Linked DNA regions of Mus musculus: region 2 is linked to region 1. Evidence: chromatin loops called from intact Hi-C (ENCODE). Cell type or tissue: heart. All regions are shown on one strand.

Evidence for each region. Peaks named below come from ENCODE experiments on the same cell type or tissue, not always from the same donor. Only the 100,000 strongest peaks of a DNase experiment are listed, where the experiment ranks them.
Region 2: it touches region 1 in a loop (10-fold over the local background); 12 of 42 quality-filtered maps call a loop at or near these places.

The regions. Positions count from the first base shown.
Region 1 is chrX:36,224,379-36,232,378 of GRCm38, forward strand. No RefSeq gene overlaps it. Among named protein-coding and RNA genes, the nearest start is that of Gm42406, 32 kb to the left of the region's middle. In heart, CTCF peaks have their summits at 1,585 (motif pointing right) and 2,396 (motif pointing right); a DNase peak (open chromatin) is centred at 4,683.
Region 2 is chrX:36,323,930-36,331,929 of GRCm38, forward strand. It overlaps Lonrf3 (LON peptidase N-terminal domain and ring finger 3), which reads left to right and starts at 4,480. Exons shown (of 11, transcript NM_028894.1): 1 at 4,480-5,470. The coding sequence starts at 4,651. In heart, a CTCF peak has its summit at 4,072 (motif pointing left); DNase peaks (open chromatin) are centred at 4,452, 5,362 and 6,142; H3K4me3 peaks cover 2,874 bases; H3K27me3 peaks cover 5,823 bases.

The DNA.
Region 1 (8,000 bases):
TCTCTCTTTTCTCATTTAAAACAAAAAACATGGCTTATTGTTTTATTATTGTTTTTGTTTTTGTTGTTTTTGGTGGTGGTGATGGTGATGGTGTGTGTGTGTGTGTGTGTGTGTGTGTGTGTGTGTGTGTGTGTGTGTGTGTGTTGGAACTGACCCAAAAGCCTCTTTGAGAACTACCTCTCATGGTACAAGAATGTGCCATGGAAGCTTCCAAAGGAAGGAAGCAATAATCAACAGTCCTTGGCTATGACGCCTACAAATCACAGCAAAGATCAGCATGGTGCAATAACCCTAAGGGTGCAGTAGGAGTACACATACCTTGTTAGTAACAAACAGCTCTCTCTTTAGTTTTTTGAGATGGTAACATTCAGAGGATCGATGGATAATACCGAGATTCTTCGTTCTGTCTTTACAATTTTTTTTGATAAGTCTAGAACTGTTTCAAAATGAAAACTCGAAAACAAAACATGACCGATTTACTTCTTACACAAACAACCCTGGGTACTTTGTTTGATTTGTGCAGTAGGGTTGAGAGTTGGTCTGCAGAGTGAATAGGGAGACCAATCAGAAGGCTAAGGGGATTAAGGATGGTGGATTGCCCAAGAAAGATAATGATAGTGGAGATGGAGAGGAGTAGGTGGGTTCAAGAGGTGCTTTGACCTCTCATTTGGAAGGATCTTACCCAGGAGAGAAAGGAAGAAAAGCCTTATTTGAAAAGATTATTCTCTGTACACTCCCTTTTGATAAAATGTGGGACTCATTAGGCCCCATATGCCTTACATGCCTGACTGGTATTTTCATTGTGGGTTCATAATCCTCTGTCTATTAATGTAACTTGGACTGTTTATTTGGGTGTTTTAAATTTTCTCTATCTTTTCTCCCATAGTTCTTACACATATAGGGGAAAACAAGGTAAGAGTCTTTCTTTCATTTCTTGCTGTGTTTACCTCTGCCAAGGACCTTTCTTTAGATAATCCCTCTGTGTCTTTTCACCAACATTATGTTGCCACTCAACATTGTGACCTTTATAAAACCCCACTGGTCTATTGGGATTGCACATGATATGTCCTTTCCAATATCTAAGTCTTTCTGAAGAATCCCTTTTTGTTAAAATTTTCCTTGTTCCAAGGCTCAGCTGGAGAATTGTTCTGCTTAAGATTTACTCAGTCTAAAGCCATTCCTTGGCAACTGAGAGTTTTTATTTCCATGTCCACACATTCAATAGTGCTCGTTGCATCCAACTTGCTTATAAAATTGACTAGATTTTCACTTCTTTGACTGTGAGTCAAAGCTTTACATCAGTTATTTTTTCCCCTTTATCATCGGATACCAAAGAAGTTGAACAGTGATAGAGATCTTACCATGTGCTTTTCTTCACTCTTGACTTTACCTTGTTCACATGCGTGCTTCTGTGAAATGTAATTATTCATTCTTTGCTTTCCATTGCTTCTACGAAGACTTCCCCCTCTTTCCTCCACTCCCACGCTCCCCCATGAAAAGTAGTCGTTTGCTGTGTCTTCTCCATTGTAACATCAAGTAACAACCTATTCCTTCCTGGCCTGTTGTTTTGTTGGAGCTGGCTCCACCAGAGGGCGCTCAAGGACTTGACTCCGTCCAGCACTAGCTAGCTATTGGACTTCTGTTACACTCTGTTTCAGTGCGATTCTGCCTCTGTGTCAAGATTTCTCCTTTCCAGATCTATTTCATTTTATTGTCAAATATTTTTAGTGCATCTTCATGTCATGTACTATAGCAGATGCAGAAGCTTCCTAGGCCATGGAGCAGTTAAGTGAGGTAAAAGAACAAAGCACATATTCTACTAGACACAGATAAACAGGACAAAGGCAACTTTGTGAGGGCTTGTAGGCCATTCCAACAACTTGAACTTTTTATGCAGCATGAGATGTTCCCTGAAGGGCGTGTTGCTGTATCAGCCTTTTTCTCTCTTGGTTTTTCAGCCATAAGCTGGCTAGTTTCTTCTATGGCACATTCTCTGCTTGGATGTATCCTCCCACCATGAGCTGAGGGCAAAGGATCCATGTGATCATGACCTGAAACCACTAAAATCAGGTGCTCAAGTAAGTATTTTCTTCTTTTTTACCTTGAACATTTTAAAAAATATATTTATTTATTATTACACACAAGTACACTGTAGCTGACCTCAGATGCGCCAGAGGAGGACGTCAGATCTTGTGACGGGTGGTTGTGAGCCATCATGTGGTTGCTGGGATTTGAACTCAGGACCTTCCAAAGAGCAGTCAGTGCTCTTACCTACTGAGCCATCTCACAGCTCCTATTTTGAACATTTTAATTTATTGATTTATTTATTACTTTTATGTGTGTGGATATTTTGCAGATATGTTTATGCACTAGACACATGCATTGCCTGTGAAGGCCAGAAGAGGGCACCAGATCCCCTTGTGAGCTACCATGTATGTGTTAGGAATGAAACCTGGGTCCTCTGCAACCCCCTGAGTCTTTCCTTTCCTGAAAAAAAAAAAACAAATCTCAAGTATTTTGTCACTGCGAAGTGGATTAACACAAGTGCTGCATTTGAGTGCTGTCTACTGTGTATTCCTTAACCTCCCCACGCCTTGATTTCCCACCTGTCTCCTCTCCAGTTTAGTACTAGTAACACATGCTGGAGGGTTGTAATGAAATTGTGTGATGATAATTAAGACTTGTGAAACACTTTGAAAGTACCTAGAACACAGCAAATAAACTCCTGTAATGTCTCTCCCTTCTCTTTCATGAATGAAACCATATTTTATCTTTTCATCACTAACACTTAAAGACTTGGTACAGAGTACTTACTAGATACTTAATTGACCCCACATAAATATAAACCGGGCTTTCCATCCAAACTGGTTTTGTCAGCATTTGTGATATATATATATATACATATATATGTGTGTGTGTGTGTGTGTGTATATATGTGTGTGTGTGTATACATATCTCACATGGATCATATATATAAATATATAATATATATATGGATGACAGAGAGTTTTTTACTGAGGTCACTTACTCATTCACCTTGGTATGGTGGTTAAGAGTAAAAGTTCTAGTGGAACTCATTGGGTAAGAACACCTGATGCGTAAGCATGGAGACTTGAGTTCCAGTTCCCGGCATCCATGTGAAAGTTGTGCATAGTTACCCACGCCAGTATCCCCAGCATTGGAGGGCAGAGACAGCCATATCCTTGGAGCTTGTTGGCCAGCCTGCCAGACTAAAATGGCAAGCTTTTGGTTCCCTGGGAGACTCTGTCTCAAAAAGAAAAATAAGGCAGGAAGCCATAGCAGAAGACTATCTGACATCCTCCTCTGGCCCCTGCATACAGGTTCATGCGCATGTGCACGCCCTCCTTCCCATATATACATACCCCTCTCACACACACAGGAATGAAGGTTCTAGAGCCTGATAGCCTAGTGGGTACAGCTCTCATGTTTCTTACTAGAATGAGCTTGGGGACGCTATCTAATCTCCCAATGCCTTAACTTTGTCACTTGGAAAACAAGAAAAAGATAAAGGAAGTTAAACGTAGAATTGCAGAGTACTCAAGTGGTAAATGCTAATCTTGTCTCTAGTGAAATGGTTTCATGAGCACCATGGGTATTCCAGGGCCTGTTTTCGCCTGTGAACTAGTGAGGAAGGGAGAGTGAAGCCTGCTCCCTGCTCTCAGAAAACCCATAAGCTAGTGATGAAGGCGAGGGTGAGGATGTCTAGACAGAGCCTGGCAGAGGCAAGGACTGAATTTGTGGGAGGGACTGGCAGAAGGAAGAGGCAGGAAAACAAGATTTTATAGGAAATGGAAAGCTTGACCTTGGCGTCTCCTGGACAGTCCTGAGACACTGATATGTAATAAACATCAAAAGCCCCCTAGTGCTTCATAAGAAATAGGTCCTGCACCAAATTTCTCCCGCAGGTTTTCTTTACCAAGACCAGTTAACTAGAGCCTCCATTCTGTATTTTGAAAATCAGAGAAATCCCAGACTAACATCACACAGTTAGACACTCACAAGTGTAAACACGGTTTTGAATATTTTTCCTTAGGAGATTCCACTTTTCTTTTGTGGTTAAGCCAGAGGATCCCCAAAGGCAGTGGGCTACATTTTACACATCTCCGTTCTGTCCCCTTCTTCCTTCCAAACACTTATATTTTGAAAAGCCTCACATTTACATTTTTCTTATTCAGTTGACGGAAAGTGTCTAGACCTGGAGATTATAGTTCAGAGATAACATGCTTGCATAGCATGTACAAGGTCCTGGATTCAAACTCTATATAACACACACACAAACACTAGCAACAACAACAAAACCTGGGCCCTTTTTCTAACTCACACACTTAGTAGGGGTTTCCCAGATGTGGGAGGACTCACTCTGTGTTTAAATTATTGCGATCAAGGACAGGGTGTGGGTAAAGGGAAATCCTTTATTGGTCTGTCTCTCAGAAAAACCAATGAAGCCATTGAAGCTTGTCTGGTTCCCCCAAGTAGTTAAAAAGAACAATAGAATCAAGAGTTCCTGGTGTTCTCTGGAGCTGATTTTGGCAGATGATAAGCAGCTTGTAAAAGGGCTTATTATTTGAGTAGAGCTTTGGCTGCCTGACTTTTAAGGTTGATTATTTATTTCTCATGTTGTATAACAGGAGCATTGGGCAATGCTCAGGAGACGCCTTCCGGGTCAGCGATGTAAGGGCTTCCGACCCAACTGTCCCCTCCCAGCAGAACTGGCCTCTGGCCACAGAGTAAGGGAACCAGGCTGGGTGTCTTGTCTCGACTCTGTCCACCAGACAGGCTTTCTCACTGGTTTCCTTAGATGTTGAAAACATCAACATTCCCCGCTAGTCCCAAGAAAAACATTTCTCTGTGCGTTTAAGTTCTTAGACCTTCACTGGTAGCATGACCTGCTTTGGAAAGATTTTTTTTTTTTGAATACAGAGCTTGGTTATTTTCAATAAGCCACTGTTATGGGGCCCCTGCAACTCAGTGAGTAGAGGCTTTCTAACTGGGTAGTATGAAAATCAGCCACAAGTTTTCTGTCTGCAAAGGGTGCAAGGCGGAAGTTGTCACTGGCCTTTTTGTTCAGAGCTGTAAAGCATTGCACTTCCTTGCTGAGACAGGATTCCGTAGCTTACTGAGAGATCCAGAGCTAACTTTAGACATTTCAGTGGAAGGAAGTTCTTTTTTTTTCTCCCTATGCTAAACTTTAAAAATGGGTTGGGCCTGATCCCACAAGCAATTGAAATAGTTTCAATAGTGAAAAACCTAGTTGCTTCTCTGTCTGTCTGTCTGTCTGTCTGTCTGTCTGTCTCTCTCTCTGTGTCTGTCTGTCTGTCTGTCTTCTTTTTCTTTTGTCTGTTTTTCTAATAGGAACCAGAATTTTGGAGGCCGTTCTGTATATAGATGCTGGGAATCATCATTTGTATTAGGGCTGTCAGCGACATGGGAAAGAGCAGTAGGAGGTGATGGGACCCAGGGGGAGATTTCGTGAGCTACTCGATGAATTTTGGATGATGTCTGATATTAGGAAGCTGTGTATCTCTGAGAGAGGTTGCCTTGACCTTGGAGTTACTATTTCAAGAAGACCCTCTCTCCCTCAGAGACAGTGTTTTATTGACGAATGACTTGAAGATGTTAAAGACAATCATCCAGGCAGAATTTACTTCTCTAAAAGCAACTGTACCTAAGCACTGAAATCTTTCACATTCTACATTGATGACTATTTTGGCTCCTACTTTAGCCAAAAGAGGCTAGATTCGGATACAGAAATGAGCAACATGGGCTTATGTGTTTTATACATAAATTTTGGTGTAAACTAGTTGGCCCTCTTCTATCACACAAAGAAAAAGACAGCTGAAAGTTCCCATGCTTTAGTTGCCTAAAGGTGACACATACAACTTCTGCATACATTTTATTGACAAGCATTGGGTCCTTCACTTCAGTCTAACTGCAAGGGATGTGAGCTATGAAGAGGTGTACCTGTTAGATTTGCTGGCTATTGATGCTTTGCTGCATTCTCTGGGTACCAACTCATCATTGATTTCACACCCCATTTACAGGGAATAGATGAATGATGCTGACTTTCCTTAAGACAGAGACTGAACCAAGTGAGCACCAAGCCACTTCTCTGTCCCACAGACAGGGCTTGCCTCACTTATGGAGAGGCAACAGAAGAGGTATGACTGGCCCATTTGTCATAGACAGTTTTCTTTTCCCCCTTCATTCTCATCCTCCCTCCCTCCCTCCCTCCCTCCCTCCCTCCCTCCCTCCTTCACTCTGGATGGCTGCTTCTCCCCACCCCCACCCCGCACCAAATCACACCAACAACGTAAGAATTGTTGTTAAACAGTGTTGTCTTCCACTGTTGTCATTCCAGTACTGAGTCCCAGGTCTGCTGAAGCAGCTCGAGCCTTTGATAATAAGGTGCTGTTTTTAAACGAGAGGTCACTCTCACAAGCCATGCCTCCTATCTGTAGGGGCTCTAAAGCTTTAGGCTTCTTTCACCACAAATCAGTTTGTCCCTCTGATGAAGTTAGGTGAGCAGAATTCCTTATTGCTCTTAAGTATCACAGAGAGAGGGAAAGTTGATTAGTCCTTCTTGATGAAGAGTATCCAGTGGAGAGTTTCCCTAGTTTCTCACTAGAAGGCTTTCTCAGAAAGAATATAAGAGGAAAAATGATTTGCTTGTCTTGACCTGACCATACTATTTAGCTGAACCTTAAGCTCTGGAGCATATTAATAGAATGTACACACACACACACACACACACACACACACACACACACACAAGCTCTGGAGCATGTTAATAGAATGTATATACACACACACACTTAAGTTCTGGAGCATATTAATAGAATGTACACACACACACACACACACACACACACACACACAAGCTCTGGAGCATGTTAATAGAATGTATATACACACACACACTTAAGTTCTGGAGCATATTAATAGAATGCACACACACACACTTAAGCTCTGGAGCATATTAATAGAATGTATACACACACACACTTAAGCTCTGGAGCATATTAATAGAATGCACACACACACACACACACACACACACACACATGCACACAGACAGACAACCCTGCAGTACTTGTTGACTTAGGTTACCTATGCTTGTAACAGTTTCTTGTTCTCTTTGTTTTGACTCTCAGAGATAAACTAAATAAATATTTTCCCCAATATCTTGAGTGCCTGCCATAGAAATGGGATGGCTGGTGCCAGCATAGCTCAAACCCTGAAGAACTAATCTGCCAGAATTTCAGCCCATCTTATGTTTCTGGAATATCTACTTTTCTTAAGGGCAGTCTCTTAAACTAGATGCACATGTGTTATTTGCTCTGTGGATAATAGGTTGGCTGGTTAGCTAGGTGGCTTGGGGCATGGGGAGTGGGAATGAGGGAGGGACAGAATTGTAAGGAGTGGAGATAACAGCTGGGTCTGAAATATGCCCCACTGATTAGTTTGCATTTTCCTACTATGTTCTATGCAATGCTTCTTCTTACAAGACTATAAGAGACAAACTTAATTAATCTGTTCTTGAATATAAATCATATCCCTTAGAGATTCAATGCTAATCCTAATGTGTGTATGCGTATGTGGTGCACACATGTGAAAGCATGCATGAGAGGCTAGGGTGTGATTTTTCTGGAGCCATTCACCTTGTTTTCCAAAACAAGATCTCTCTATGGCTCACTGTTAGGTAAGCTGGAGGATGATATGGCCCATCTTTGCCTTCTCAATGATAGGTTATAAATGCACACCATCATATCTGCCCCCCTTTTTATGTAGGCTCTGGGATTTGAACTTGGGTCCTCATACTTGTGTGGCAAGCCCTTTATCAACTGAGCCTTCTTCTCAACCCCTGGTTAAAGAAGTTTTAGGATTAGATGCATTATTGACTTTGATTGTAGTTTACAATTTAAATTATTTTTCATGTATATATCATGATCTATACATGCATATATCATGTATAATGTATG
Region 2 (8,000 bases), 100 kb after region 1:
TGCCCCATCCTTTCCACAGGTGAACACTAGACCACATAGAGCATCATATTTGCCTGGGAAGTTTTAACACAAATGCTTGGGCTAGGAGGACAATGGAATGGTAGAGCACCTGCTGACCCTGTGTGAGTCCCTGGGTTCAACCTTCAGCACAAAAAAAGGTACTCTGGGGCTTGACCAGCTCAACTTTGAATGTTCCACCTTTCTCAGGGAACACAGCTCCAATGTCAAAGAGTCCCCTTTGAGTTGAGAAGCTGTTCACATCCTCTGCCACCTAACTCATAGGCACCTTTTTGTGAGATGGGAAGTGCTGCCTTCTGTTGTCTTTGAGCACTCCCTATGAACACACTGGTTCCCCAGCCTTGACACTTTTTCCATACTGCCTATTGTTGTCACCTGATAGTTTTAGAGCTTTGCTTCTCATTTCTTCAAGGAACTCCTGGAGAGTAGGGAGTGTGTATATCACATCCTTATATTATTGCTCCAAAAATGCCAACTTAATTAGCACACAGCACATATTCAGTGCACATTGGTTGAACTGGTGGAAGTCTTAAAGATGGGAAAGCTGATATCATTTCTTATTTGGACAGATGCATTTTGTCCTTTGGAAGCAAAATGATCACATGGGAAAGCTCACATAGAGACAAGCCCTGGCTTCCGATCCTAGCTGTGTCCTGAACTTCCATTGTGACGTGTAGTAAGTCACTAGTGTTTCCTGGCACATCATTTCTTCATTTGTAAAACCGGCACTGATAAGTTAGCTTCATGTTAGTACTAAGACTTGAGCTCTTCTGCATAGCTATGGGCAGTCTTTTTCTCATGTGAAGGTGTGAAGGTCTTTAAAGGGTAGAAATTGATCCTGGGTTCTGAAATGAGAAACTTGGCTAAAGTCTGTGAGTTGCCAAGCTCCTCTGCTTTGTGTGTGTGTGGAGGAGAATGTTATTTACTTGCCACCCATATCCTTGACTTTGAACTCTTTCATCCCAGGAATGTAAAATATTATCTATACACCTGCTCCCTTCTTTTTATGAATAGATCGGGGGGCAGAGGTACAGTGAGCGCAGCTGGATGTCTGCTTGACCCTCTGAATGTTTCCAGCTTGTACTAGGGTTTCCATTATTATGTGTAATAAAACCTGTTCCAGAAATGTATTGTGAGGAGGATTGCTGTTGTTTTTTTTTTTTTTTTTTTTTTTTTTGTCTTCACGGGTTTCTAGTTTTCTCAGAAAGTCAATACAGAAACATGGGAGACAAGATGTACTACTATCCAAAAAGAAAACACCTGAGAGCTAAGGGTTGCTTAACAAAAGCTTCAGTCCCTGGAATACAGTCTGCTACATAGGCACTATTAAATATAAATATATGAAAATGCCCATGACTCTCAAAGTTTTATTTTAAAGAGAAATCCTTAATGAAATTGTATCTCAAATGAGGTGGGTATGAAGCTGTCTTGGTTGAGGAGAGGAGCGAGGTGGGGGGGGGTCCAGTTCTGCTTAGACTCCCCTCTGGGACACAGGGAGATTCTACAGAGCCCAACTGAAAAACTTTTCTTGTAGCTGGTAAAAATGAGAAGTGTTTCAATTTTTGCTTTCTCCCCAGTTCACTTTGGCTATGTGCAATCTTAATAAAATAAATAGAATAGAATCTTTCGGTAGGGGAATATGTGCATCTGAAAAGAAAAGGTTGGCAACTCTCTCCACCTATCCTTACTCCAGGAATCCTCCAGTTATTACTGGGGAAGCATGGAAGAGGTTATTTTCAGTAGGAGACTTCCACCTTGATTCACAAACATATATGAAACTAGTGTTTGTTTAACTTACATAAAGAAGAAAAGAAAAACACCGTGGTAGTTTCCCCAGCATTCTGTAGAATGCTCGTTGGATGTAGTCTACTACATTGGTTCACAATGTAAAGTTCTTCTATAGAATCTGGTCTGGTCAGCAGCCAGCTAGTTGCAACTGCCTTTTGCACCAGAGGCCCCTCTATTACCCTAATAATCAGAACCATTCCTAACCAAATTCATGGTCAGCACCCTGTAAATGCAGGTGTCCAGAAGAGGCCTTGAAAGCACATCCTTCCTCATGCAGGCAGGACTGTGACCATCTGCCCAGCCTGACATTCTTGTTTCCCCATGACCTGTAGGTTACAGAGGGATAAATTTAAGGAGTGTATTAAACAGAGTGGTTTAAGAAGCAAGGCACATCCTCACCACTGCATTTGGAAGACAATTTGGGATAATGTTTTGGAGATGTCAAAGGGATGATGCTTTTAAATTAAGAGGTTTCTTGTTACCGGTGTCATGGTCCTTTCAAATGAATCTCTTCATGCCCTGCAGATTGTCCTTCTTTATAGGTATCAGAAGTGGTAGACATATAACTAGTTCTGGGAATTCCATTTGATAGCAGAGTAAACTAAGGAGTGAAATGATTGTCCCAGCTCCAGATAGCAAGCCACCAGAAACTGCAGCTTCTTCTCTACTGACTTTTCTCCACCTCCTCCATCTCCTGGTCAGTCTCCTGATGGGCTCCCTAGCTTCAGAATCATGATAGAGGATAGCCTTTGGAGCCCCGTGCTCCTCTGTAGCTGCTGCTGAATTCAGTCTTTAGCCCCAAGCATGCCCCACCTCCCCAAACCTGCCATGGAATATGGAATAGTTATTTGAGATTCAGTAGTTAACGCCTGAAATCTGGTTTTAGGATCAAGAATACTCAAGGTTAGGGCTGGAGGAAACTTTAGGACCCCAAGGATTTGTTCAGCAAAGCCAAAGCTAGACCAAGTTTTCCTGTGTTGTTTTCCTGCCTTCCTGATTGAATCCTGAGCCTTTCTTTTCTTGCTCTCTTTCTAGTCTATGAACTGCCTCCCTTCTCTACTCTGTCCCTCCGTGTCCTGTCTGACCGGGGGGGGGGGGGGCTGCCCTGAAGTGTGCTGCACATTGTCTATACTTATTCTCCAGGATCTTGGTGTTTGTTGGCTTAAGGCTGGATTAAGGACCTCAATGCTGGCAAAGAGTCTATCATTCCAGCTCTGAAACAAGACTTAATCCCAGCTAAAACCATCCCAGACATTTGTTTAGAAGTGAAAATAATAGGTTTAGATGATATTGCCCAAGACCCCCCAGCTAAATGACCACAGCAGGAGGCAACTTGGAGACACTCAGCTTGGAATCTTAATTTGAGCACTCTCCAGGACCTGTAGGCGCGGGAGGGAGGAGGAAGACAATTGAGAGCAAGCCTGACTGAACTCAGCCTTCCTTCTTGAAGCAGTCTATCCTGAAGTGGGGTACTCCAGAACCCTGCCGGTTCATTTTGTTCATGGCTCTTGTCTGAAATGCAAAGGCCAGCAGTAAACAAATCCTTGTGTAGTTTGTGAGCAGTCTGGCATTTTTTTAAGGGGTGCCTGGTTGGGAATTTCCCGCCCCACTCCTCAGCCCAAGCCAGGCACTACAACTTGTGTTCAACCTAGCGCAAGGGCACAAACCCTAAGGTTAGGCACGGCCTGCCAGAAGTCAGCTTCTGTGAACCTGGAGGCTGTTTAGCAGCTGGGCTGTGACTGAATTCTCTGATTTTTTTTTCTGGATTTGCTGTCTTGGGCTTGTATCTTCCCTCTGCTTCCCTCACGCTCCCCCCCCGCCCCCCCCCCCGAGTTTACAGCGAACTCAGCAAACTCAGCTCTCAAGGTGGTGCCCATCTGGTCTCTGGGTCCTGGAGCCAGTGAATCTCCAGGGGGGTGCCCGCTCCAGCACTGGTCCCTGAGTTGGGGGTGGGAGGGAAGAGGAGGAGAACCGGAGGGCGCCTCCCTGGGGTCCCAATGAGCAATCTAATATAGGATTATAAGATGTGCGTTCTTCCCTTGCTGCCCAGCACGGACTGCCTAACTTGTTTTATCCGCTGGACCATTTGCTCATGATTCGCTGTCTTGGTAAGAAACAAAGAACTCTCCTAAAACTGCACTAAGTCTCTTTTGGGGGAATCCCTCAGGAAACCCAGGAGCTTCAGCAGGGGCACTTAACGCTCTTCTAGGGAACAAATGAGGACTTCTTGGGTGTCCCTAGGTGCCTTTGCAGACATCAGCCATCGCCCCCTGGAGGGGAGCCTGGCATTCCAGCAACTTCTGTGACTGGAGCCGATAGGGACCGGCCTCTCTCGGGCGGGGGGACTCCAACAAGCGGCTGGCAGAGCGGACCTGTTTGCAGACTACTTTTGAGGTGGGATGGCAAAGAGTTTAGAGCTGGAAAAGCGTGGAAGAAGAGGTTGTGTACCTCTCCCCAGTCCAGAAAGGACCCAAAATCACAAGTGAGAAAGAAAGAGTAAATGCAAACAACCTCAAAAAACAAGCCAAGAAAAGCCAAGCCAAAAGAAGCAAGCGCAAAGCTGTTACAAAACTGTCTGGTTTTGTAACAATTTCCCCGCTGCCGGCCAATGAGCAGCGTGGTAGGAGTCACGTGGTTGCGTTTTATATAACGCTTCGCTGAGACAAGACAGTTATTAGGCAGCGCGGGGCAGCCGGCATGGAGCTCGGGAGGCGAGGCAGACTCGCGCGCGCGGCGATCCCGCCTTCTCGCTCGCGCAGCCCGCTCCCAGCCGCCGCTCTTTCCTGCTAGTTCCCTGTTCCTAGACGCCTCTCCTCACTCCAACCTCCGCAGTTCCTTCTCTCAATGGATTCCCTTCAGACCGCACAGATGGTGAGCTTGTCCGCCGAGCTCGGCAGCAACAACTTGGAGCTGGCGGAGCCGGAGGAGCCGGGGACATCAGCGGCCGCAGGGCAGTCAGCCGCCCACCCGGAGGAGGTGACACCCGAGGGCTCCCAAGCTCTCGGGGCTCAAGAGCCCGAGCAAAGCCTGCCTCTGGCGGTCCCGACACCGCTGGAGTGCAAAGTCCTGCTCACGCAGGCGGATGCCTTGGCATCTGAGGGGCACCTTCGGGAAGCCCTCGAGGTGTACCGACAGCTCTCCGAGAGGCAGCAGCTCGTAGCGGAGCAGCTGGAGCAGCTAGTGCGCTGCTTGGCCGACAGTGTCCCGCAAGAGGAGCTGGCCTCCGACTCGAGCGGCACTTCGAGCTGCTGCGCCGCGGCGCTGAAAGAGGCAGGGGAGGCCGCGGCCGTGGCCCCCGAGGTATGGGATGGCTTTAAGTGCAAGAAGTGTCACGGGTTTCTCTCAGACCCGGTGTCCCTGTGGTGCGGCCACACCTTTTGTAAACTGTGCCTGGAGCGCGGGCGAGCCGCCGATCGGCGCTGCGCTCTGTGCGGGGTCAAGCTCTCCGCTCTGATGGCGGCCAGTGGGAGGGCACGCGGGCCGCGGCGCGCGGGGCAGCCGGCGCCCCTGCAACTGCGAGTTAACGTGGTACTCAGCGGCCTCCTGGGCAAGTTGTTCCCGGGCCCCGCGCGGGCGTCGCAACTCCGGCACGAGGGCAACCGGCTGTTCCGCGAGCACCAGGTGGAGGCAGCTCTGCTCAAGTACAACGAGGCTGTTCGTCTAGGTGAGTCCCCCCCACCCCCCATGCGCCGCCACAGGGGCCGTGCGGGCTTGCTCGCCACGCGAGGGGGGCGGGGGAGCGATCCCTGCTGGGAGGCGGGGGCGGGGGGACGGACCGGACTGATTTGGTTTCGCGCGCGCGCGCGCGCGCGCGGGCTGGGGGGTGGGGTGGCGAGGGAAGAGCCCGTGGCCCACGAGGAGGAGGGAGGGGGCATTGCAAGGAGTTTGTCTTCCCTACTTTAGCTTTTTTTTAAAAGCTGTGTCTCAGTCTTCTGATTGGTCCTATAGCTTTTTTTTTCTTTTCTCGTGCTCTTTCCCTCTCTCCTGCTTGCTTTCCTGCTCCTATACCTCCTGGTTCCAGTTTCTTAGTTTATCCCGTTCGTCTCTTTTTTGCGCATTTTTTTTCTCAGTTTTGTCGCTGTTTCGGTCTTGCTCAGTGTCACTGTCTCTAGTTCACGGTCTTTCCTGGACACTTTGGAGCTCGCTCTTACACCTGCCGGTACCTCCCCTATCAGCAGAAGAACTTGGCACTATTTTCCAAACTCCCGCGCGGTCCTCCTGGCTTTTACCAACCGGAGGTGGCTTGCGGGCGCCTGAGTCCGTGGCTCCCGCCTCTGGGAGTTGTCCCTTCCGGGGCCGAGGCTCCCTGTGGGGTGGGTCCCGCCTGGAATTAGGTCAGGAGAGCACTGGTTGCATAAGGCCCTCGAGCCAGCCCGGGCCGGCGGCCCCTCCCCCGCGCGGGCGGGCGGGCAGGCAAGCGGGCGGGCGGGCGGGCGGGGATTGTGTAACGCTGAGGTAACTGAAGTGGGCCACGCTCGCCTCAGAAACCATCCCGCGAGCGTGTGCGGGGGGCGGAGGGGGGGGGGGCTCGCTCCCCGCTGCCCTGTGACTCATTGTCACCGTTTCCTATCACACGATTCCTTGGCTGAAATAGATGCACTTGCCCCGCCCCCTCCACCCGCTGCAGTTAGACAGCCAGTTCCCCGACATCGAACCCTTTGACCCCTCTAACCCAATGAATGGCAGGACTAGGCAACTGCTCGGGATCCCCCCCCCCCAAGGCAACAAGGGACTGATCACAAAGGGGCCATGCCTCTGTTTAACCTGCTCCAAGAGTTGCCCAAGAGAGTGGGCTTTGTAGCTTCAAGGGCAACCCGGGCAGTCCCACATCTCTGCTGGACTGGAGTACCAGAGTTTTCCCAGGGACCTGTTTGCACCTTCTGCCTCCTCCCACTCCAACCCAGGAAGTGGCCTTGGAACCACCAGCTGATGCCAGCCAGCACCTAGGCAGGCAGGCAAGGCAGGGCGATGTGTCCAACCAAACGTGCTGGTGTGGAGGGAGTTGGCTAAGCAGAAGGGGCTGTAGGGTCCTAGGACCTCCTAGGCAATCTCTGGTGGATAGAGGAGGGATGGGATGGAGTCTCCCCACATTTCAGTCCCACCCAAGCCAGCAACAGGTAATGCAGAAGGGAGCAAAACCAGTGGCTATGAGAACTGGGGAACACAGATATCCTCACAACACATACCCTGCTTGTGTCTAAACAAAGCAGGCTGTGAGCTGCCAATGGGCTAGTGGGTGTGTGATTCAGAGAAGTGTCAGAGAGTACTGTAAACTCTATGCTAAAATCAAGAGCAAGTAATGGGCACCCAGGTCAGCCCAGAGCATACATCCTTCAGGGGATGGCATAGAGGCAGACATCAAAGCCTGTTTCTGGCAGCAGAAGCTGTAGCCTAGAGCTTGTGAAAGGGCGAAGCCATATGAATGAAAGAGGTAGGGGCCACTTAAGTATGGAATTCTAAGGGGGGCTGGATACTTTCATCCACGGGCTAGCCAGGAAGCCTCTTCCCACCTTCCTCTTTGTCACTGCTATCACTTCCCCAGGAAGACTCTTTCCTGTACCTTTGTTAATAATCTCCTTGGAGCAGTCAGGGTAAAAAAAAAAAAAAGTCAATACCATCCATCTTCACCATTCTAAGGGGAAATGGGCCCCTTCCACGGACTATATTTATCCTGGAACTGGCTAATGTTCTATTATTCTAAAAGCTGTACCCACACTCAGTAAAAGGAACTTTCCTCTACCCAAGCCTCAAAACTTGAACATTAACCAGCAGTGACTCGAACCAGCTGTGTGACCTATCACTTCACCTCATTGGCCTTAGTTTTCCTATCTGAAGAATGGGTGGGTTGAAGACCTACTCAGGCCTGGATTCTAGTGATTCAGTGATGGTGACAATAAGACTCCTAAAAGTTGTGTCAAGAAGGTACTTTCTCATTTTGCCATCACTAGGAGGATGGACCTTGTAAATGCATAGCTGTTTCTCCAGGAAAGGTTTATACCATAAGCACTGACCATTAGGGAGAGAGGGAGGTTTTTTGTCTTTGTTGTTGTTTTGTTTGTTTTCTTTTTGTTTTTTGGGTTTTTTGTTTTGTTTTGGGGTTTTTGGGGAGTTTTTTTGTTGTTTGTTTGTTTGTTTTTTGTTTTGGTTTGGATTTTTTTGTTTTGTTTTTCGAGACTGGGGTTCTCCCTGGCTGT